Regions from separate parts of the Mus musculus genome. Here region 2 is linked to region 1. The links are chromatin loops, found by intact Hi-C in ENCODE. Cell type or tissue: left cerebral cortex. All regions are shown on one strand. Each heading gives the region's core, and the rest is flanking DNA. Links, peaks and the distances in the headings are about the cores only.

What was found. Hi-C counts contacts between places; a loop is a spot of excess contacts. Peaks named below come from ENCODE experiments on the same cell type or tissue, not always from the same donor. Only the 100,000 strongest peaks of a DNase experiment are listed, where the experiment ranks them.
Region 2: it touches region 1 in a loop (2.2-fold over the local background); 3 of 42 quality-filtered maps call a loop at or near these places.

The regions. Positions count from the first base shown.
Region 1 is chr6:128,139,815-128,151,831 of GRCm38, reverse strand. It overlaps a transcript of Tspan9 not described here. Among named protein-coding and RNA genes, the nearest start is that of 9330102E08Rik, 38 kb to the left of the region's middle. In left cerebral cortex, for the core only: CTCF peaks have their summits at 5,871 and 7,887 (motif pointing right); DNase peaks (open chromatin) are centred at 7,992, 8,250, 8,874, 9,037 and 1 more place; H3K4me3 peaks cover 1,754 bases; H3K27ac peaks cover 1,310 bases.
Region 2 is chr6:127,536,643-127,548,659 of GRCm38, reverse strand. No RefSeq gene overlaps it. Among named protein-coding and RNA genes, the nearest start is that of Cracr2a, 19 kb to the left of the region's middle. In left cerebral cortex, for the core only: a CTCF peak has its summit at 6,507 (motif pointing left); DNase peaks (open chromatin) are centred at 2,825 and 6,495.

The DNA of each region.
Region 1 (12,017 bases), core at 2,659-10,658:
CAGGCCAGTCTTCCAGTGGAGGAATTGGAACATCAACCCGGCCACAAACCCTTGACCTACAATTTTCCTGCCTGCAAGATGTGCTAGGGTAAGGGTGCCCAACCAACTTGAGACCCATGTGAGGAGAAGGAGCCCATGCCCAAGCCTGACACCGCCTGGATGTCCAAGAACCAGAGGCTGGATACCCCGGGGACCTAGGATGGAACCAAAATGGGGGGAAAAAGTCAACGAAATGATTCCTAATGATATTCTGCTACACTCATGGACCAGAACCTAACATAATCACTACCTGAGAGTCTTCATCTGGCTACTGATAGGAGCAGACGCAGAGACCCACAGCCAAACATTAGGCAGAGCGGGAGTGGGAACAGGGGAGGAAGGACTGTAGGAGCCAGAGGGGCCAAGGACACCATAAGAACACAGCCCACAGAACCAACTAGCCAGGGCCCATAGAGGCTCTCCGAGACTGAAGGGACAATCAGGGAGCCTGTATGGGAGTGACCTGGGCTCCTTGCATGTGTTATAGTGGTTTAGGCTGATGTGCTTGTGGGACTATGAACAGTGGGAGCAGGGGCTGTCTGTCTCTGATTCCTGCCTACTTTGAGACCCTTTTCCTGCTACTGTGTTGTCTCATCTGGCCTTGATATGAAGTATGCGCCTAGTCTTACTGTAACTTGTTATGCCATGTGTTGGTTGATAGCCCTGGGAGGCTTATGCTTCTCTGAAGGGAAATGGGAGAAGTGGGTGTGGGGGAAAAGAAAGACGTGGGAGGAGGACTGGAGGCATTGGGGACCTGTGGTCCAGATGTAATATATAAGAGAAGAAAATATAAATAAATTAAAAGTTATTTACTTCTTTGTGTTCGTGTATATGTATATGGGTGTGCTTTCCCTGTATGTATGTATGTATGTATGTATGTATGTATGTATGTATGTATGTATGTACATTATGTGTATTGGTGCCAGAAGAGGGCACCAGATCACCTAAAAATGAATTTATAGCCATTTATTAGCCATCCAGCACAGTTGCTGGGATTAGAACTCAGCTCTTTTGGAAGAGCAGTCATCAGGCACACACCTCCATTTTTTTTTTTTTTTTTTTTGAGACAGGATCTTACTTTGTTACTTATGTTCACATTCCCCCAAGAAGCTGAGACCCCAGGTATGTGCCAATGTGCCGTTATGCCTGAGTTAGGCAATATTCTCTTTCTCTCTTTCTTTCTCTCTCTTAAATCCCTCCCTCCCTCCCTCCTTTCTTTCCTTATCAGACCTCATTTTGTTTTCGAGACAGGGTTTCTCTGTGTAGCCCTGGCTGTCCTGGAATTCACTTTGTAGACCAGGCTGGCCTTGAATTCAGAAATCTGCCTGCCTCTGCCTCCCGAGTTCTGGGATTAAAGGTGTGTACCACCACACCCGACCAGTCCTCATTTTTTAAAAAATATTATTTATGTATATGAGTATTCTGTCTTCCTGTCCATCTGCATGACAGAAGCAGGCTTCAGATCTAAGTATAGAAGGTTAAGGTTCACAGTGTAGCTGCTGGGAATTGAACTCAGGACCTCCGGAAGAACAAGTGCTCTCACCCACAGAGCAATCTGTGGGCCCAGCAATTTTTTTCTCTTATTTTTTTTTAATTAGATATTTTCTTTATTTACATTTCAAATGCTATCCCAAAAGTTCCCTATACCCTCCCCCTGCCCTGCTCCCATACCCACCCACTCCCACTTCTTGGCCCTGGCGTTCCCCTGTACTGGGGCATATAAAGTTTGCAAGACCAACAGGCCTTTCTTCCCAATGATGGCCAACTAGGCTTCAGCTCTCACTCTCATCTCAGCTCTCTCCACCAGCACTTCTGCCTGGTCATAGTGAAGAAATGACTTCCATCAAAATTCCCCTTCTGCTTATTTCTCATCTTCCTTCAACTCTCTGATGCCCTGTTAAACATCTCGTTCCACACCTCAGCAAATGACCTACCAGCTACCTTTTCACACCAGTCAGAAGCCTGAGCCCCCACCTCTTGCCTCCCTTCCTGGCTTGCTGCCCTCCACACCATCTCCTGTCACAGGCAGAGGGATCACACACCGGCACCACCAAGGCCAGCTCTTGACCTTTCTTTTTTCCAGTCTTTCACGTCCACCGTGGATCTGTACAATTCACTTCTGAGTTCTCTCAGATCTATCCAGGTGGCTCCTCCCTCCTTCACCTCTACCAACCAAGACAAAGCTCCGTTTTTAGCTTTATTGTTGAAGTCTCCTGTATCCGTTTTTAAAACTGAGTTCCCTCTAATCCCTTCTCTACTCCACCCAGAGTCAGAGGTTCAAAATGCAAATCTGATCACATCACTCTCTTTTTAATGTCACACACAATGGCCTATAATTCGTGATTCTTGTGATCTGCTTACCTCAGCCTAAGTGCTGGGATTACAGGCATGCGCCACTACACACACGGCAAGTGTTGCTCTCTTGTTTGAAACACTTCGGTGATGACTTATTTAGTAAAGAGCATAAATACACATGGAACTCCTGAGCCTGGCAGGTGTGCTCCTCTGCTTATGTGAGTCTCTGTCTGTATCTTAGATCAAGCCCCCACCCCCCCACCCCCCGCATCACTGGCTTTTTCAGTGCTATGGCAAGCTCACGTTTGGGTGTAGTGTTTATTTACTATTTTATTTTTGAGAGTCTACTCTGTAGCCTTCTCTGGACTGGAACTCACTGTGTAGACTAGACTGGCTTTGAGCTTATAGAGGTCCGCCTGTTCCTGACTCCCAAGTGCTAGGATTATAGTGGTGGCCATCATTCCTGGCTAAAGGTTTTATTTTATATCTTTAAATTATTTTATCATTATTTTACGTGTATGGGTGTTTTTCCTGCATGTATGTCTGTAAAACCTTTGCAGGTCTAGTGTTCTCAGAGGCCAGAAGAGCAGGGATCTTGACCTCTGAGCTATCTCTTCAGTTCCTGTTTATTTATGTTTATTTATTCATTCATTTATTTATTGAGACAGGACCTCACTATGTAGTCCTAACTGGCTTGGGACTCACTACATCAACCTGACTTGCCTATAATCCAAAGACTCACCTACCTCTGCCGCCCATGCACTACCGTGTGTTTTATTTTATATGTATGAATGCTTTGTCAGCAATCACAACTGTGTACCATGTGGGTACAGCACCCCTAGAAGCCATCAGATGTCCTGGATTTGGAGTTAGAGAGGGTTATGAGCTGCCACGTGAGTGCTGGCAATCAAACCCAGGTCCTCTGGAAGAGCAGCCTGCTCTTAAGCACTGAGCTTCCTCTCTACTCCCACCACCATGATTTGAATTGACCAGTCTTTTTTTTTTTCCTAAATTAATTAATTAATTTTTATTAGATATTTTCTTTATATACATTTCAAATGCTATCCTGAAAGTTCCCTATACCCTCCCTCTGCCCTGCTCCCCTCCCCACCCACTCCTGCTTCTTGGCCCTGGCATTCCCCTGTACTGGGGCATATAAAGTTTGTAATACCAAGGGGACTCTCTTCCCAGTGATGGCCGACTAGGCCATCTTCTGCTACAAATGCAGCTAGAGATATGAGCTCTGGGGGTACTGGTTAGTTCATATTGTTTTTCTACATATAGGGTTGCAGACCCCATTCAGCTCCTTGGGTGCTTTCTCTAGCTTCTCCATTGGGGGTCCTGTGTTCCATCTTATAGATGACTGTGAGCATCCACTTCTGTATTTGCCAGGCACTGGCATAGCCTCATATGAGACAGCTATAACAGGGTCCCTTCAGCAAAATCTTGCTGGCATATGCAATAGTGTCTGGGTTTGGTGGATGATTATGGGATGGCTCCCCGGGTAGGGTAGTCTCTGGATAGTCCATCCTTTTGTCTTAGCTCCAAACTTTGTCTCTGTAACTCCTTTCATGGGTGTTTTGTTCCCAATCTAAAGAGGAACGAAGTATCCACCCATTGGTCTTCTCTCTTCTTGATTTTCTTGTGTTTTGCAAATTGTATCTTGGGTGTTCTATGTTTCTAGGCTAATATCCACTTATCTGTGAGTGCATATCTAATGACTTCTTTTGTGGTTGGGTTACCTCACTAAGGATGATATCCTCCAGATACATCCATTTGTCCAACAATTCCATAAATCCATTGTTTTTAATAGCTGAGTAGTACTCCATTGTGTAAATGTACCACATTTTCTGTATCCACTCCTCTGTTGAGGGACATCTTTGAGCAGTCTTTTTATACGTGCTCTCCAGGGTAGAATCTGAGGTGTGAGTTTTAAACTATGTCACTGCCCTCAATGAGCAGAGACTAACATTCTATAGTTGCTCAATGAGAAAACTGATGGTAAACATGGCTAATGTGTCCATCACTATTGTACTTATTGATTTCAAGCAACCATTAGGATTTCACAGTTGCTAGCCACATGCTCTGCTGGTGAGTGCCCGCATGCATGTCCTCCCCCTGTCCCCTCCCCTCACAGATAGTTACCATGTGCTTCTTCATGCTCTGCACCACAGGAGAGGAATGCCCACAGCATTGCTTCACCGGAAGGTCTCCTGCAGGGGAGCTCTGCTTTCCTTGACTTCTGGGATTCCTGTTGTGGTTTGAGGAATGCCTTTCTCTCTTTACACAGTCCATGCTGACCCAGACACAGAATCTGCTTTTCTTCAGGCAGGTCTAATCAAGACCTTATAAAACTCACCCTAAACCTGTCTCTACTTGAGAGGCACTCCTTCTGTGGGTGCGGGCCCATTTTTGGTCACATACATGCATATACATGCTGATAGAATTGCTGATCGTCGCATACATGTATATACATGCTGATAGGATTACTGGTAGTCATTATGCTCAATGATTAATCTTTTTCTGTGTTTTACATTCCCCACTCCCACAATACATCTGAGGCTAGGCAGGAGTTGGCACACCCCAATATGAAAAAGACACTAGTTGGAGGTGGAGTTGGCAGACTGAAGTTCAGTTCCTGTTTTTGTAAATAAAGTTTTATTGGGACACAGTCATGTTCATTTATTTTTGTACAGTTATGGTTTTTGTACAATTTGTTCTGCATGAGTGGGACAGAGAATGTATACCTACAGAGCCAGAAGTATTTACTCTCTGGGCCTTTATGTTTGCCAGTCTTTGATTCAGTGCATGTTTTATTTTGTTCTCTGTTCATTTGCTTTTGTTTGTGAGAGAGGGAGTTGCTATGCAGCTCCAACTGCCTGCTAATGAATGTTTTGCAATTGTTTTATCTATGATCAATGAAATGGGCACAGTTGCCAGATTCAGCGATTAAAGAGCAAAGTTATTTGTTTGTTTGTATTGGGGACTGAATCAAAGGCCTTGGTGCATGCGAAGCATGTGGTCTACTCAGAGCTACATTTCCCAGCCAACACCAGTAACACCTAAAACAAAGACTTGTTACTCCTCCTCCATCATCATCATCATCATCATCATCATCATCCTCTCCCCCCGCCCCACCCCCCAGGTCAGTGTGGTGTCTTTTCCTATTCTTTTCCATCTTCTTTGTTGAGTTAGGGTCTGGAGTTTGCCCCACTGTCTAGTGAGTCCCCACTATCCTCCTGTCAGAGCTCCTTACTGGGGGATTACCAACGGACGTATTACGTTCAGGTCCTCATACTTAGTAAAACATTTTATCAATTAAGTCACCTCCCCGGCCTCCTCGCTTAGTCTTTGTTGCCGTTTGAATGGCCTGAGAGGAATTCCCTGGCTTTCTGAGGCTCAATCTCCCTTTCTATAGAATGATGGGATGGTAGAGGTTGTTGTGGAGACAGTGGTGGCACACAAGCTCTTGGTAGATGTTAGCTGTCACAGTCTACAGGAAACTCAGTGTCCTTGCAGGACCAATTCTTCCCATGAGGTGGCACCATCCATCAGCCACTGTCCCTTGACTTGGGGCGGCTGGCTGCAAATGTACTTTTTGCTTATTATCATTTTTGATTTGGTATGGTAATTTTAAGGGGATAAACCAACTTTCTATCTTACGAAACTCTGGGAGACCCAGAAAAGCCAGAAATATCATTGGCATTCGGGGCTGGGAGGAGCTGTTCCGAGTATCGCCTGTGGTCATAGTTAAAGTGGCATATAATTTATTGTGCAAATTAGGGTATCCTGAGAGCAAAAGCAGAATTATTAAAAGCCATGCCAGGGCAAGAGCAGTGGATGTAATGTGCCCCCAGAACTTGGATGAACTTCCTGTATGTGTATCTAGCTCAATATACAGTTATCCTTCACTGTTTCTGAAACATAGTGGAATTCTTCAGAAGCCTGGTACCCATGGGTTTTGGAGTTCTTTCTCCAAAAGCTTCACTGTAAGGTTTATTTGCGTTTTCCCTTCAGTGGACACAATCACAGCATGCTTACCACACAGCTCATAGGTCACTTTGCTTCTTTGTGCTGAATAATTAATTCCTTTTCCTTCAGCGTTTCCAATAGCATTTTCCTGAAGCTATGAGCTCTACAGGCTCCCAGCTCTCTCTGTGCCTGGCTGTGTCAAAGTGAGTTGGGCTACCTGGCTTACGACTGAGGAGAGATATCTCAAGGTTCTCGTAATTCCAAGATGTCAGATCTGCTCATGTTCCTTTCAAGTGAGGTGTGTGTGTGTGTGTGTAGGGGTGGAATTAGCATTCACCCAATCCATTTTCATTATCTTAGACAATCCTCACATGTCCTAAACTTGGAGGGGTGCTATTGGTGTGAGGAGCCCATGGCCTAGAGCCCACGGCCTAGAAGAGGCAGGCAGGATCAGACACATGTGGCTCTGAATCTGGGAGTTTGCACCTTAGCAGGCTGCTTTGTCTGATTCCATCACCAGGCCTCTTCTCTGTACCCCCTCAACTGCAAAGTAGGCAGAGCTGATCCCTCGTAGTGCTGCCGGTGGGGGTCACCCTGGCAAGATTTCATCCCAGGGATTGGGTGTGAATGAGACTCTGAAGGAAGAGAGGAGACCATTTCTCTCTGTGGGAAATGAGAGTTCTAGGGGCTGGATTATGGGTTAAGTCTAACAGAAACAAGCAAGACCATGTGAGGTAACCCAGGAGAGAAGTGGAAACAGCCAGGTAGCTGGAGAATACAGGGGTGAGCCTTGCGATTTAAACACTTTATCTCAAGCTGGATTTGGTGGCCTGTGCTCACAGTCCCAGCCCCTCAGGAGGCCATTTGAGCAACATAGCCAGCGACTATCAAAGCAAAGCAAAGAAAGAAAAAGTTGTCTTCCACTGGGCATGGTGGGATGTCTTTAATCCTTGCACCTAGGAAGGAAGCAAAGGCAGAAAGAGCTCTGTGAATTGGAGGTCAGCATGGGTGATCCACTCAGTGAGGTCCTGGCTAGCCTGGTCTACATAGTGAGTTTCAGGCCAGCCAGAGCTACACGGTGAGATCTGTCTCAAAACATTCTTCTTCTGCTGAGATTTCAGTGCACTTATGAGAACAGAAAACTTTCTATGACAATACGAACAGAGAGGCGAGAGTTTTAGGGTCCACTTCAGAAACAAGTTTAGATGAGGTGTTTATATGAATCTATGCCTGCAGGAAGGTAGGCCAGAGATGAATCTCCTGCTTCCGCTCGGTCCCTCCCTCGAGTGTCCTTCGCTAACCCTTGGAGTCTCTAGCTCAAGTGGAGGTAGCCGCTCCTCCAACAGGGTATCTTAGGGCAGTTATCTAACTCACACCCGCGTGGTCAACATCTCAAATAGTCCTCCCGAAATACCAGGCAAGTATTTCTTAGGTGCGGGGTGAGGATGGTGAGGCCCGAAGACGGACACGAGCCGGAAAGCTGAGACCCTGGTTCGGCAGCCTTGGGGTAGCTTGTGTGAGTGCCCAGCCCACGAGTTCCACCTTTCAGGCCCTGCCCTCCCTCGGTCCAGCCCCAGGAGGGGGCGGGGCCGTCAGATAGTCGCAGGCGACTGGCGCAGTAGTGCCACCTTGGGAGAACAGGAGAACAGGGAATCGGGGTGCAGAGGGAGGTTCCTAGAACCCCGAGAGGAAAACAGCACCGTACTCCCTCCAGTGCTTACGCGGGACACATGGCCATTGTGGAGGGGGCTCCCCTGAGGCCTTCGCCTCTTTCAATCGTCTTTGCTTTGCCTCTGGCAGCCGGGTCCTCCCACAGCTCGGACGCCTGGTCCCCATTCTGTCCGCCCCTCCCACCCCGCCCCTTACTGGTCCCGCCCCCGTGCAGCCAGACCCCCGCCCCGCCGCCCGGTGAGGCCCCACCCCCTCCGCCTGCCGGCCCCGCCCCCCGTTTCCGCTGGCCGCCGCGGTGCGGGAGGGAGCGGAGCCGGGGCGCCACACCGAGTCCAAGCGCGGTGAGTGCGGCCCGGGCGGGCTGGCGACTCGGGGCTCCGGGGCGCGCGAAGTTGCTGGGGTTCAGCGCGGCGCAGGCGGGGCCCGGCCTCGATCGGATTCCTAGCAGGGTGGGAGTCTGGGGGCGCCCGGGGAGGCGGAACTCCCCGGGGTGGGGGAGGTAGGAGGGTGGGTCGAGGGAGGGGTGACAGAGGAGGGGCGGGAAGGGGCCGGGACGTGAGGGGCTTGTCACCGCGCCCCCCAGGCTCTTGGTGAGGGTCAGCGAGGTCTCAGGAATGTGGGGCTGCAGGGCTGTGGACCTCAGCCGCCTTATTCCCCAGCCCAGGGATGGGAGACCCTAGATGCCACAGGAAGGGAGATCCCCCCCGGAGCCGTCAGGGATCTCGTAGACCGGCTGGAGACGGTTCACCCAGGGCCGCAGACACGGTCTGGGCCTGTCTACAGACCCATTGAACCCCCCAGCTATTCCTCAGGCTACTGCTGGCCGAGAGGCTCTTAGAGTGACAGGGCTTTGGCACACCCCTCGATCTGCGATGTAGCCCATCTGTGCGCTCAAGTTTGGGCCTTTAAAAAAACTTTCATGTGGTTGAAAAAAAAAAGTCTAAACAAGCAACAGCTTGTGACAGCGGCAATTGTAGCCGTGCATCATGGACCAGAGTTTTCCTTCGCTTCTGTCTATTATGAAGGATACTGATCTCTTTAGCATCTTTCTCCAGATGACTGGAGAAGTTGGCAGTTGGTGTAGTAAGCTCTCCGCAAAGCTGGAATGATCTTGCCTCTTCACACCGTGGGCAAGAATGCAGCAGTTTACCTTTCTTGGCTCAGAGAACTAAAGTTGCCTTTTTGACCTGCATCTGCCCCCTCCCCTGGGGTGACTCAGGCATTTCCTCCTCCAGGCAGCATTCCTGGACTAGTGGAAAGCACAAAGAACTCTTGCTTTGATTCCTACAGACCTGTCTGCTCCTTCTCTATTCAGAACAGCCTCCGGGAAGGGTGTGTGTGTGTGTGTGTGTGTGTGTTTGTTTTCCAGGTGCGAGCAATAGGAGAGGGATTGTGGAGCATCTCAAACAATGGACTTGGCAAATCATTTATATTTAGCTGAGGAATGCAGCAGGCAGGAGTCAGACAATCACAACACTTCCTATATCAGCCTGGTCCTGGTGCTTGATGTGGCTGAGTCTAGAGTTGGTGGGTGGGGTGAGAGAGGGAAGGACATTGGGGTATGTACAACTCCAAGTGTTACTCAGTTCTTTTAGTTGAAGACCCACTGTGCACAAGGCCAGGAACAATGGGAGTGCTTCAGAATGGTCTGCTGTTGTCTTTTCTTCTATTTGGTCTGCTTGGGAGGGCTCTTGAACTCTGCGAGCAGAGATGTAATATTAATACTAACAACTAGTGTTCATGTGGTAATTTATGGTAAGCCAAATGCATTTGCCACACATACGCTGGATTTACTGTTAATGATCTATACTTGTCCTTGGGGTCTTACTTTTACCCGCCTTCTTGGTTAGGGAGATGGCACTAGAATAAATTATCTTTAATGCTACAAAGCTTACTGAGAGAGAAGTAGGGCTGGATCTGGAAGCTTCGTAGAGCATCTGTCTGTCTCCATCTTTACTGAGCCTATCTGCTCCCTCCCTTCCGCCACGTGTGAAGCCTTGGGCAAGTTTCTGTCCATCCCTGCTCCCCATTTTGGAGGACCAGGATGAAAGTCTCCAGGGCCTCCAGTAGCACCTAAACTAACAGTGTAACATGATCTCAGCACCCAGTCAATTTATACGTTACATCTTTTTATTCATTTTAAGTTAGCATACAAAGTAACAGGTTCCATTATGACATTTTTGTATTTTTTTTTTGAGCCTTCTCCCTCTCCTCTTCCCCCTTCTCTCTGCCTCCCCCTCTCTATATATATATTTTAAAATTTTAGGTCATGTGTGTATTATAAGTATGTGCATGTGTTTGCATGTGTAGGTAGAGTCTAGAGGTCTATACTGGGTGTTTTCTTCAATTATTCTTCATCTTTTATTATATCTTATATATTATATACATATTATCCATATATAACATATACATATATATAAATATGAGATAGGGTCTCTCACTATGTATGTGTGTGTGTGTGTATACACACACACACACACACACACACACACACACACATATATATATCACTGGCTGGCCTGAACTTATATGTTAACCAGGCTGGACTTGAACTCACAGAGCTCTGTCTGCCTCTGCCTTCTAAGTACAATTTATAAGGGTACCTTCCCTCGGCCTTTCTGCTCTCTGTGTGAGTGTAGTGTCTTCATCTCTTGATGTGTGTATGTATGTATGTATGTATGTATGTATGTATGTATGTATCTACCTTAAGCTTACTCTGAGCTTCTCCATAGGCATTTGGGAGAAGCAGCCTGCTTTGCTGGTACACAACATGGTGGCGGTGTCGTGGGCTGGTTTACAGGGTGTTCTCCCTGACTCTGTGACCCCAGTGCACCTGGTCTTAGGAAGGAGGGATTGAGGTCAGGCCTTGGGCGACAGCTTTCACCCCTGCTGGCCTAAGCTTCCTGCTTACACAAGGCGGACAACAATACAATGTTTCCAGGGCTGTGGGAAGGAGCCCTGACTGTGGGGAGAAGCTTGTAGCTCAGGGCCTCATACACAGCAGGTGTGCAGTGAGTGGAGGTTGTTATTTATAACCTAGCCGGGTGGCTAGACTCACATGCTGGGAACATGAGGACAAGGCTTCTCTTCTCCCACTGAGGCCCAGGAGTGCTGCGGTGATCATCTGTGCTGACTAAGGAGTGGATGTTACCCAGGTACACTCACCTTCTTTTCTCTTCTACTCTAGGCCTTCCAGGAACCCACAGGTCCTGCCAGACTGGTCCTCCAAACATGCTTTGGTCACTTCTTTTTAGCCCCAGAGTTTATTCTGTTCCACCTTCCAGAGTGTCCTTCTGATGTCTATCTTTCTGCCCTCCAAGACTCTATTCAGTTGGAGCTCTTTTCAGGGCCCTTCTGAGTCACCTTCAGTGAACCTTTGCTTTGGAACTCCCGTGACATTTCGTGTCTTTACCTGTCTTTTGCTAGGTAATTCCCTAGTGAATTTCATCCCCTCCCTACTATCATCAGCATCACCACCACTTTCTTCCTCCCCCCTCCTTCTCCTTCTTCCTCCTCCTCCTGTTCTTGTTCTTTCTTCTTCTTCTTCTTCTTCTTCTTCTTCTTCTTCTTCTTCTTCTTCTTCTTCTTCTTCTTCTTCTTCTTCTTCTTCTTCTTCTTCTTCCCCTTCCCCTTCCTCTTCCTCTTCCTCTTCTTCCTCCTCCTCCTCTTGTTCTTGTTCTTTCTTCTTCTTCTTGTCCTTGTTCTTTCTTCTTGTTCTTGTTGTTCTTGTTGTTCTTCTTCTTCTTCTTCTTCTTCTTCTTCTTCTTCTTCTTGTCTTTTTTATTTTCTTTGAGACAAGGTCTTGCTATATAGTCGAGGATGGCCTTGAACTTGTGATCTTTCTACCCCTGCTTCCAGAGTCCTGGGATTACATGCATTTACCAACATGCCTTGCATCCTTATTAAATTTTTGTGCTATCTTCTGATGATATAGAAATAAATAAAAATGATCGAAGTTGCTAGGCATGATGCATATAATCCCAGCACTCTGAGGCTGAGGCAGGAGGATCGGAAGGTTAAGGCCATCCTTAGCTACCTCC
Region 2 (12,017 bases), core at 1,916-9,915, 600 kb after region 1:
AGCCATAAAATCTTACATTCATGGATCAATTGACAGCTCACTGCAGAAAGAATAGTCTTCAACAGCAGGGGCCAAGATGACAAGGGTGTCTGTGAACCTACATCCATCTCTCACCTCACACAGTAAAAATTAACTCAAAATGGGATGAAGTCTGAACACAAGACCCACAACTGTGACACTTCTAGAAGTCAACCTAGGAGGAGAATCTTGGTGGAATCATGGGTAAGTCTCTATAGAGCCATAAACAAGAGCCGTGAAAACCGTACAAATCCTGACATACTACCCTTAATTAAATTTAGAAGCCTCTCTGCATGGAGAAAGGATCCAAATTAAACTAAAAGACTGGCCATAGAGTGAGATAAAATATTTACAAAATGCATATCTGATAGAGGATTTATAGCCAGATTATAAATAGAGGTTTTACAGCTTGATATGACAAACAGCCAGATTAAGAGTGGATAAAAGACTTGAGCAAATGCTTCATCAGAGAAGATGTAAGGCTAGTGTGTAGATACAGGAGAGGATGCTCAATGTTAGCCCGCCTTAGTCATCAGGAGACGCACACTGAAGTCTCACTGCAGCCCGCCGCACAACACACATGCACCTGACAACTGCAGCAAACAGATAAAATCGACTTCCATGCAGACATGAAGAAAGCAAAGTGCCTGTAGGATCCTGGCAGAAATGAATGTGATCCACACTTTACAAACACCTCACTTAAGTCATTGTCTTCCTTGTCCTCCTCCTCCTCCTCCTCCTCCTCCCCTCCTCCTCCCCCTCCCCCTTCTCCTCTTCCTCCTCCTCCTCTTCTTTTTCTCCTCCTCCTCCTCCTCCTCCTCCTCCTCCTCTTCTTTTTCTCCTCCTCCTCCTTCTCCTTCTCCTCTTCCTCCTCCTCCTCCTCCTCCCCCTCCTCCTCCCCATCCCCCTCCTCCTCTTCCTCCTCCTCCTCTTCTTTTTCTCCTCCTCCTCCCTCTTGTCATTTTTATAAAAAATTAAACATAAACCTTCTGAAGGTCTAGAAGTTTTACTGGGAGAAAACTGTCCAAAACAAACAAAAGTATCTTGTAGGTGAATGTTCACAGCCGTGTTATCGATAATAGTTCCAAACTGGAACTAATATAAATATCGGAAGAAAGGATGTGCTTTCTGACTCGGTTCAGAATTCAGTGCAATGTAAGAAGGATGAGACACTGGTATGTGGTGTGATGTGGATTGACTTCAAGCAGTTTGCTCTAAAAAGCCAGTGCAAAGGCTCTACAGAGAACACGGCTCTGTGTGTGTTCTGTGTCGAGAAAAGGCACATCACAGTGATGAAACGCAGATTCCTGGCAAGGTGGGAGGGGAGGGGAGTTCGATCACCTCACAAGGGCACTCTTAATAGGATTCTAGGATGATAGTGTTACAAAATGGATTGTGACCATGGTTGTCCAACTCTATAAATGTCGTAGAGGTCATCAAGTTCCTTACTTGCAATAGGTAGAGTTTAAGGTATTAGAAAGAATATCCCAATAAATCTGCAAAACAAAAGAAAAGTCAAAACCTACTCAAACTACACCAAGCTATAATTCTGTACGGATTCAGAAAATAAATGAGCCCTGGGAGATGCGGGGACTCAGAGTGACAAGCTCCACCCGTGACAAGGAGAGCCTGTTGTGACATAAATTCTTCTCCCTCTTCCTGATCTACACTGCTCCTCTCTGGCCTTCGCCATAGTCAGCCCTGCTCAGGCCATGCCCTTTCCAGCTGTCTACCATTCCTGTGGACACTTCCATTTCCCTGCCAGAATTTCTGGGGCCATGTGCCAGGTTTGCAGTAGCCAGCCCAATCCTTTTCAGCAGCATTAAAAGGAAATCTTGTTGATGCCAGGAATGGTATAAATCCAGCTGAAATAAATTCTTATCTACAATCTTGGCTTTGAACCAAAACAGAGCTAAACATTAGAAATGAGTATTTATTGCTCGTGTATTGCTAGCCCCATTTCTCCATCGTAAAAAAACCCCGTGGTGAGAGAGAACCCTGAATGACACTTTTTGTGCTACAGTTGAGTACACACAAACTTCTACTTTATCCTTGATATCTGATACATTGTGCTCGAGTGTGTGTACATGTGTATATTTGTGTGTGTGTGTGTGTGTGTGTGTGTGTGTGTGTGTGTGTGCATGCACATGTCTATTCCCAACGGCTTTACTGAGGGGTGGGAAGTGAAGATCTGCTCATTTCATGTCCCAGCCATTGAGTTTTACTTGGGTGACACACCGGTGAAGGAACAAGGGGCTGATGTGATCACTCCCTCCACCAACTTGGTTTGGTTTGTTGGTTTCTTATTTTTCTAACGGGAAGGCATTTCTCAGGGGCTGCAGCTGGCTGCCTCCAAAGCCAAAGCTAAGCGACCCATTGTATCTCTCCTGCCGTTCTCTTTCCATCTGAACCAGAAGCAGCTGAGTCTTTCAGGACCCCAGAAGCCCTTAGCAACCCATTTCATGTTTCCTTGATCCTTCATTTCTTCATCCTTGATCATTTTACCACTGTCCTGGCTGGTTTCGTCAATTTGACACAAGCTAGTCACTTGAAGGAAGGAACATCCACTGGAAAATGCCCCTAACAGATGGGCCTGTGGACAAGCTCCTGAGGCAGTTTCTTGATTAATAGTTGGTGTGGTCAGTGCTACCCCTTGACTGTTAGTCCTGGGTTGTATAAGAAGGCAGGCTGAGCAAGCCATGGGGAGCAAGCCAGTAAGAACATTCCTTCATGGCCCCTGCTTCCTGGCTCCTGCCAGAGTGAAGGAAATAGGGACTGGAGGGAAGGCATATGCATGGAAGAGGGTTTGGAAATGGGAAAGCATGGGGTATGTTTAGGAGGACGACAGCATATACATCTGCTTGTGGGAAGCCTACAAATCTATAAATACAAGCCAGAGTCACATTATATAGGACATTGAATGTCAGCTATGATTTTAACTCATCTCTAGACAGGCAGGTTAACCTTCTCTCCACTCGGAAGGCATTTAAATAATGGAGACCAGACTCAGCTCTCTCTTGACAAGATGCATATATTATGCCCAGAGAAATTTCCCAACATGACCCACAAGCAAGTGGGTGGTTGTGCTAGATCAGGTCTCACCCAGTTCTAGAATTGTAACATTTGGTGGTCTCTGGGGGCTATGAACATAAACTCTGCCTTCTGGTTCCATGGATGTCTAGAGCTTTTATTGCTCCTGAGTGAAAGTTCTGGCGTCTCTGAGAAGGGCTAGGAGCAGGGTTTGCTTGGAATGTGTTCCTCCGGGATATAGGGAGTGAGTACCATTTGTGGCACAGGGCACAGACCTTTCAGATAGGTGGTTCTGCCTGGGTTTCAAACACTGGGTAGTCTGGTCTATGTCACCCACACAGTGGTGGGAAACAGGTAGTATGTCCCATTCTGTGTAACTCTTGTTTATTTTACTCTAAGCAGTCCCACAGAGGAAACAGAGAGCCCAGGCAGACTTTGAGATGAGCTGAAGAAGTCTGACAGTATTTCTGACTCTCTACCTGATTTCTGTTCCAGAGGTGACTCTCTAGACTCCTGGAGCCAGTGGTGCCATGGACACAAAGCATCTGTTTGCGTAGAAATCCTGCAGTGGTGTGGAGGAGAATAGAAGAGGGAGGACTTGCAGACAGCTACACTCACTGCATTTCTAAGTCAGATGAGCATGTGAGGGGGCCTGATAGAGTAGTGACAGGTGAGACTATAACTGCCACGGGAACAGGGGGAACAGGGGTTAAGAGTCGCCAGTCCCATTCAGTAGATACGATTAACCATGTCTCCCTCCAGCTCTGTTCAGAGTTGGGCACTGAGCAAGCTACAACGGGGGCAATTCTCCATCACTCAGTTAAACTGTGTGACCTTTGACGTCCTCTCTGCCTCAACTATATTCTACTTCTTTGATTTAGTAAACTTCACTACCTGAGCTCTCAGCATGTTAAAGATTCGAAAAAGCCAAGGGGTTTGGGGGTAAAACTCTAAACGTTCTGGAGACAAAATGATTTAATATTAGAAAACTGAAAAAAAAATATTTTATATAGAAGCTTGATAAGTTCAATTATAATACAACCTTTCTGAATTTCTTTGATTATATAAAGAAGAAAATATTTCCAGAGACAAATACAAAGAGTTTGAAGTAGAAATGGAGGAATAGAGTCAAAAGTGATATATTTTTGAGTCTACCCAATTCTCCCTTCCACAAGTTCTTCCCCACCCCTTCCCAGATCTAACTGGGTCCCATACCCACTGTCTCAGCTTACTTTGGCTACCCCAGGCTGCTCCAAAACCAACCTTTAGGTGTCTGCCAGGACCCAGCCTGCCCTGCCCTCTCCTGAACCTCCCCACCCAGTCAGGTCCCACACATCCTTCTGCAGAGTCTAGCCCCTCCCCCTCATCAAGGAAATTTCTCTTGGAGACATAGACCAAGACAGAAAACCACAACCAGTCAAAATGCAGAGTTGTGGAGCCGAGTCCCCAATGACATAATGACGACACAAGTCCTGGACCTGGGGAACATTTTGGAAGAAGGAGCAGAAAGATCGTAGGAACCAGAGAAACAGAAAGTCTGCTATGAGATTGGGCCTCCTAGGAATATCAGAAGCCTTATCCGTAAGGTGTCGCCAGCATGGCTGCCAAACCTTGAGTTTAACAGGGATGATACTTATAGACACATGGATGGGAGAAAGCTCATGAGGTCTCAGCCGTACTCGGAGAAAAACCGCTAGAGTCTAAGGAATGCTACGAACAGGAGAAACAGTTTTCCTCAGGGAAGAGCATGCCAACCGGTTATCTCACCACAAGCAGTGAGCCTGAAAGCATGGACACACAAGTAACACCGTTCAGACTATGTAGGCTGTGTTTGCGGACTTAGGAACACACACACACACTTACTATGTAAAAATAAAAGAGAGGAAGAGATTCTATGGGAGGGTTTTCAGGGAGAAGGGGAAGGGGAAATATGTAATTATAATCTCAAAAATTAAAAGAAGTAATAATCTTACAAAGAGTAAGACACTCCCCCCAATGATATATTTAACCGCATGCTAAAATCACAGGAACACGATGGCAAATGGAAACATCTGTAATCTAAGTCAGCCTGTTCGATGCTTTTAGAACCCTACTCTGCTCCGTAGATGCAGTCCTTGTTGTTGGCCCCATCCAGCCTGGTTGCTTCTAACCTCTCATTGAAGTGCATCATACCAGTGACACCATTAGAAAATGATTCTTTCACTTCTTTTCCTCACTCTGGACTCCTTCAGCCACCAAGTCTGCCGACCGAGGCTTCTATGATATACTGATGTTTCTGCTTCTCAAAGCCATTACCAACTGTTTAGTCCAAACCCTTGCCATTACTTATCTGAACTATTGCCGTGGTCACTACACAAACCGTGTTCCCATACACTGGGTCTCTTTTAGCCCATGAGGGCACTGCAGTGAGATGTCCTTCCCTTCATGGTGCTTGTGTTTGAACGGCAGCGCTAGCTGATGAAAAAGCAACAAGGTGAGAGTCAATGATGGTACGTTCTAGAAGGCAAACGAGCTGTAACAGGAGAAAGAATGAGGAACACCGGGAACATAAGGAGAATGGCTACAGAGGACTCGTCCTGCTGAGGCCCAAGAGCAGCTGGGAATGGGGGCATGGGGTGAGGGAAGTTAGAACAAAGAGCAGAGAAACCAAGGGGCTTTGCGCAGGGTGATGGTAGAAGGGATCAGGAAAAGCAGCCAGAGTCAGGTTAACACAGACCTAATGATCCAATGGGGGTGACTCGGGAATGAAGAGGGTGTTCAGTGGGGAGGGGCTTGGGTGACTGATTGGATGGATCGTGGTGGTATTTATTATACTGAGAAAGAAGAAAGGCTTGGGACAGAGAGAAGGCCATGCCAGTGGAGTGGGGTTCTAATTTTGCAGCTCTCCCCCACCCCCCTCGTAGGCTAGAATGTTTCCATCCCTGAGTTCTGACCATGTCTCCTCCCTGCCGTAAACACGACTCAGAAAGTCTTGCCCTTTACCATAGTGTACATGGCTGCTTCTCACTTTGACGGAACATAACATTCCAGGGTCTCCTGTCTGCTTCATCATAGAGCTTTAAAACTGCCTCGCGCTCACCTCATTACACAGTGAACTCCGCTGTTAGGTGAAACTGAAATCAGGATTTTTATCGTCCTTGCCCTTGCAGTTTCCATGCGGGGCGCGCGATGGTACTTAGTAACATTGATGGGACAAAAGAGGGAGGGAAGGAAGAAAAGGGGGAAGGAGGAGGAAAAAGAGAGAGAGAGAGGGAGAGGGAGAGGGAGAGGGAGAGGGAGAGGGGAGGGAGGAGAGGAGAGAGGGAAGGAGGGCGAGGAAGGGAAAGACTGTTCTCTTGGTGAGAACCCTCCTTGGAGAATGTAGCCTTTAGCATCTGTGCCATCCATCCCCATCCTCTTCTGAGCACTTGTGGAGACAGAAACCTCAGATGGAATGTGAAGAGCGCCATCTAGAGGTCAGAAGACTCAAGACGGGACCTATTCGGAAATTGAAAAGCAGGCAAAGCAAGAGCTTACCTACAGCAATTGTTAAGCCCATCCGTGGTAACGTTATCCAGAATATGGTTCACACGTGTTTCTCACGTGCCCAGTGGGAAAACCCAGAACAGCAACAAAAGTACTGAATGACCCGGAAGGTGAATTTATTAATATAAATATGGTTGCTCTGACAGCAGAGCCCCTGGGTTTTCTACTTCACGTGGGCAGACTTCGCGGAAGCTCCGCTTCTTCCATATCAGTTGTAGTCCATTAGTGGCCAGGTGCTACTCTGTGCCGAGAAGCCAATCGCTTCTATTACCTGGCTTGCAGGAACATCTGTGAGGGAGGCAGAATTGGCCTGGCTGAGGGCTTGCACACTGCAGTAGGGATGGGAGCAGGGGCTGATGCAGGTCCGTGACAAGGCAGCTTCTTGTCTGATTGAACCTAATAGGCCCAGGCACCGCACAGAAGCCATCAGCAGCTCTGCTGGTTAGCTGCGAATTGCCCACCAGAATTGCTCTCTGCTCCAGAGTGGCTTTCTTTTACAATTTAACAAAGGGTGGAGAAAATTGTGGGGCAGTGACTGCAATTTACACGTTGAGCCTATGCCTGCAGAGATCACTGTAAGGATATTTTTATCTTCTTGTTTTTGTTTGAGTACTACGGACTCAGGTACAGGTAGGTTTGGTTTGGCTATGGAGGTCAATATTCTGTTTCCTTATTTATAAGAAGGTCCTGCTATGCTGTGCTTTGTGGCTCAGTTAAAAACACTATACAGCAACCGGAGAGATGGCTCAGTGGTTAAGAGCACTGACTGCTCTTCCAAAGGCCCTGAGTTCAATTTTTTAAAAAAAGAACACTATAACACTATATAGTGTTTTGCAGATGTGGAAGACTAGAATAGAGGTAAAGAGACTGAATTTTTCCCAACTATATGATCTCAGCTAAGTTACAAGATTGCCTGAATACTGCCTCTACCCCCACCCCATCCCTCCACCACCCACTTTCTCTTCCTCATCCTTTGTTTGGTTTCGTTGTTGTTGTTTTGCTTTGGAGGAGTTGTTTTTTGTTTTGTTTTGTTCTGCTTTGTTTTGTTTTGAGTTGGAGCCTCACCATATAACCCAGGCTAACCTCAAAGTTGTCATCCTCCTGCTTCAGCCTCCTCAGCCCTGGAGGGAGCCTCTATACCCGGCTCTGAACCCTGTATTTCTAAAACTTGAGAGAAGGGAAGGTTTTGCCAATCTCTATAAACAAACACTGTAAAGAAACCATGCAGAGAAAAAAAAACCACTTGCTACTTTAAAGAGAAAATTATCGAAGTATAATTTGTACACAATGAAACCCATACATCTTTACGTGGTCCAGAGGATCTTGGGAAACATAAACAGTTGTGCAACTCACACTCAATCAAAACAGATCCTTCACCCCAGGAGTGACCCGAGGCCCCTCCACAGTCAGCAACTCCAGCCACAGCCAGATGCAGTCTGCCTCTCATTCTGCAGCCATAGGTGGCTCTCTCTGTTTCAGGACTTGACACAAATGGAATGGCATGGCTGATGCTCCTGTACCTTTCCCTCAGTGTTTTGTGTGGTTTGCCCATACTGTTACGGGTGTCCATGACTCTTAGTTGCTGGAGCTATTCCATTCTTTTTCCACTCTCCGCTTTAAGAGCACATGTTACTGAGTTTTAATAAGTGTGTCTGCCCCGTTTTCACAGCCACAAGCAGATAGCACGTTCCCGTGGGCTCCCAAACTTCCCTGGAGCTCCATCCCACCAGTGAGCTTGAGGATCCGCCCGTTTCTACCCCAAACGCCCACCGAGTTACAGATGCTCACCCACCCACCCCACCCCCAGCTCATACATGGCTGCTGGGGTCTGAATTCAGGTTTTCATGCTTGGTGGGCAGCTACTCCATCCGCTGATCCATCTCCCTGCCCACCCCTCATATTAATTTTTGTCTAGATTGCTAGATTTAACTTACTAGTAGTTTGTCAAGAACACTTGCATCTATATTAGGAAATGCCACTGATGGATAGCTTTCTAGTGATAACTTAGGCTTTGGCGTCTGGGTAATGCTGGGTTCATAAACGGTGTCAGGGAGTCTCCAGGGTGGGCTTTTTTGGTCAGGTTTACACAAGCTAGAGTTAGCTGGGATGAGAGACCTCAGTTGAGAAAATGCCTCCATCAGATTGCCTTTAGGGAACTGCAGTTCCCTGTGCTAATAGTCCTCAGAACACTCATAGGGAGTAGCACTGTTAGGAGGTGTGGCCTTGTCAAAGTAGGTGTGGCCTTGTTGGACTGAGAATGTCACTTCGGGCAGACTGAGGCTTCCGAAGCTCAAGTCATTCTTTCTTCCTGCTGCCTGCCAGTCAAGATGTAGAACTCTTGGCTTCTTCCCCAGCACCACATTAGCCTATGTGCCACCATACTTGACATGGCAACATGTCGTGCCACGTCATGATGACAATGGGCCAAACTTCTGAACTATAAGCTAGCTACAAATAAATGTTTTCCTTTGTAAGAGTTACTGTGGTCATGGTGCCTCTTCACAGCAATAGAAACCCTAACTAAGACAGGCATTTTTCTTAATTAACCTTTGATATGGAAGGGCCCAGTACATTGAATGCAGGAGCTGAAGCAGAGACTATGGAGAAACCCTGCTTACTCGAGTACTTCCTCTGGCGTCATCATGCACCTTGCCCAAGCGCACATGCCCAGAGGTGGTACCACCCACAGTGGCAACTGGCAATCAAGCAAATGCCCACAGACATGCCCATGGGACAGTCTGATGGAGGTGATTTTTTTAACTGGGGTTTCTTCTTCCCAGATGTGTCAAGTTGACAAAACTAACCATCTCGGTGGACTTTGTGCATTTATGTTTTGTTTGTTTGTTTGGTTGGTTGGTTGTTGGTTTTTTTTTTTTTTTTTTTTGAGACAGGGTTTCTCTGTGTAGCCCTGGCTGTCCTGGAACTCACTCTGTAGACCAGGCTGGCCTCGAACTCAGAAATCTGCTTGTCTCTGCCTCCCAAGTGCTGGGATTAAAGGTGTGTGCCACCACTGCCCGGTGCATTCATGTTTTTAGGGCAACTCTTCATTTTTTTTTTTTTTTTTTAGCTCTTATCCTTGACCTTGGTGGTTTGTGCCTCACTGCCTGCCAAGCTAGCTCAATGGAGGCTTCTCCGCTGGAGCTTATTAGAAAAGCCTTTCTTCTTTCTATTGGGTCTTCTCTCTTCCCTGTCTGTTTTCCGTGCATTTGATGTAAGTTTTGATCTCATTCTTGCCCTTTCTTTCTGAGTACTTCAATTTTAATTTGCTTTCTTTTGTAGTCTTGCAAGACAGAGAATTAGATTACTAATTTAAGATATTCTAAATTATGATCAACTAAATAGCACTTCTCTGGGCAGCCTTTTTAGTTATAATTCACAAATGTTAGCACGTACATCTTCATTTGCACTAATTTTGAAGTGTTTTCTAATTCTTCTCTATCTCTATTTTGGCCATTGGTTTTGAGAAATTAGTTACTTTTAAACTCTTTGGAAATTTTTCTTAATATATTTATGTTTTGGTTTGTTTTTTTTTCATTTGTTTGTTTTTACTGTCGTGACCTAAGAACATATTCTATTTAACTCCAGTTACTTTGACTTAATGACCAATTAATCTTATGGCCCAGTTCATAGTCCGTTTTGGTGAAGGCTTTGTGCAGATTTGAAGACAGTGTTTGTTATATCCTTGTTGTGTGGGATGTTCTATAAATATCAAGTAGGTCATGGTTGTTGGGAGTCTGCTGCAGGCTTGTGCTATTTTCTGGTTGTTCCATGCTTAAGTGAGAGGAGGGCAGGGATAGTCCACTGTAATTCTGCACTTGCCCATCTTGGGTTTTCCCTCTGTCTGATTCTTGTTCCTACTCTTGGCCCTCTCTGTTTAGCTCAGATCCATTCGGGGTTGTTTTGTCTTCCTTGAGAGCTCCTTTATCACTGTTAAATGCCTTGATCACATCCCCAGGTCTGAAGCATCCATTGTCTATTAGTGCTATAGTCAGCCTGGCTTTCCTGTCATTAATATCTATTTGTATAGCAAGGCCTGTCCACCTTCACCTATCTCTGCCTTAAATATAAAAGCAGGTTTCCTGGATATGGTAGAGTCAGGTCTTGCTTTGCTGATGCACGCTAACAGCCTCTGTCTGGGTTTGAACTGGGTAGCTGAGATGGTGCCTTCATTTTATTTATTCTCAGTTCCAGCTCACCATCTTGTCACCAGCTTGTGTTTGACCTGTCTGTCCTTTGTTCCCTTTGGACACAGTTGTCTCCTTCATAACAGAATAATTTTTAGTATTCTGTCTCACTCTCATCCTTATATGATATTTTACTTCTTCTCCTGTGACATAAAAAGTGCCTAGCAGATCCTGCCTGCTCCTCCTTGCTTCCTGTTAGTGTTTACAGTTTGGTGCCCCATTTATAGACCTCAGGATATATTTAAAACTCTGCTTCAGACAGTCAGTCGTCCATACAAAAATTTTAAATATGAAAAAAGTTATCTTTTATACTTACCCACATAGATTCTATCTTCAGTAGTCATTCTTTTTATAGATTCAAATTTACATTTGTTATCACTTTTTTTCCCTGAAGAATTTCACTTTAAATTTCTTTTAGCATACATCTATTGGCAATGGGTTCGAGTGATCTGAAAGTGCTTTATCTTAACTATATATTTCCCTCTCTATTTGGATAAAAATAACATAAGAACTATGTCGTTAAGGTGATTCTCGTTTGCTTTGTCTTATTTTGTTTGAGACGGGTTCTTACTCAGTAGCCTACGGTACCCTCAATGGTGTAATCCTCCTGTCTCAGTCTTTCAAGTGCAACCCTGTGCCTGACTCAGCCTGAACAACTTTTGAAGTGTGCACCACAGAGCTGTTAGCTGGAGGCACAGCAGTGTGTAGCTGTTCTCTAGTAGTTGGTTACCTTGAGAAAATGAAACTTTATGCCTGTGGAACAGCGACCTCCCCCTCCTCCCGCAGCCTCAGCAGCCATCATTCTAGCCACCCGCCATCTGCTTCTGTGTATTTGATTTTATTTCCTCTAGAAAATACTCCCTCTATGTGTGCAGTCTTGTGTTTCAGTAACTATGCCACAGTTTATTTAGCATAAATTCTACCGAGTTCCTTCCAAGTCATATGGTATTTTTCCTCCGTGTGTGAGTGTGTGTATGTGTGTGTGCATGTGTGTATGTTTGTACGTGTGCATATGTATGTGTGTATGTGTATGTATATGTGTCTGTGTGTGTCTGTGTGTATATGCATGTGTGCATGTGTGTGCATGTGTGTATGTTTGTATGTGTCTGTGTGTGTCTGTGTGTGTGTATGTTTGTATGTGTGTATGTGTCTGTGTGTATGTGTATGTTTGTGTCTGTGTGTATATGTGTATGTGCATGTGTGTATATGTGTATGTGTATGCATGTATCTGTGTGTATGTGTGTGTATGTTTGTATGTGT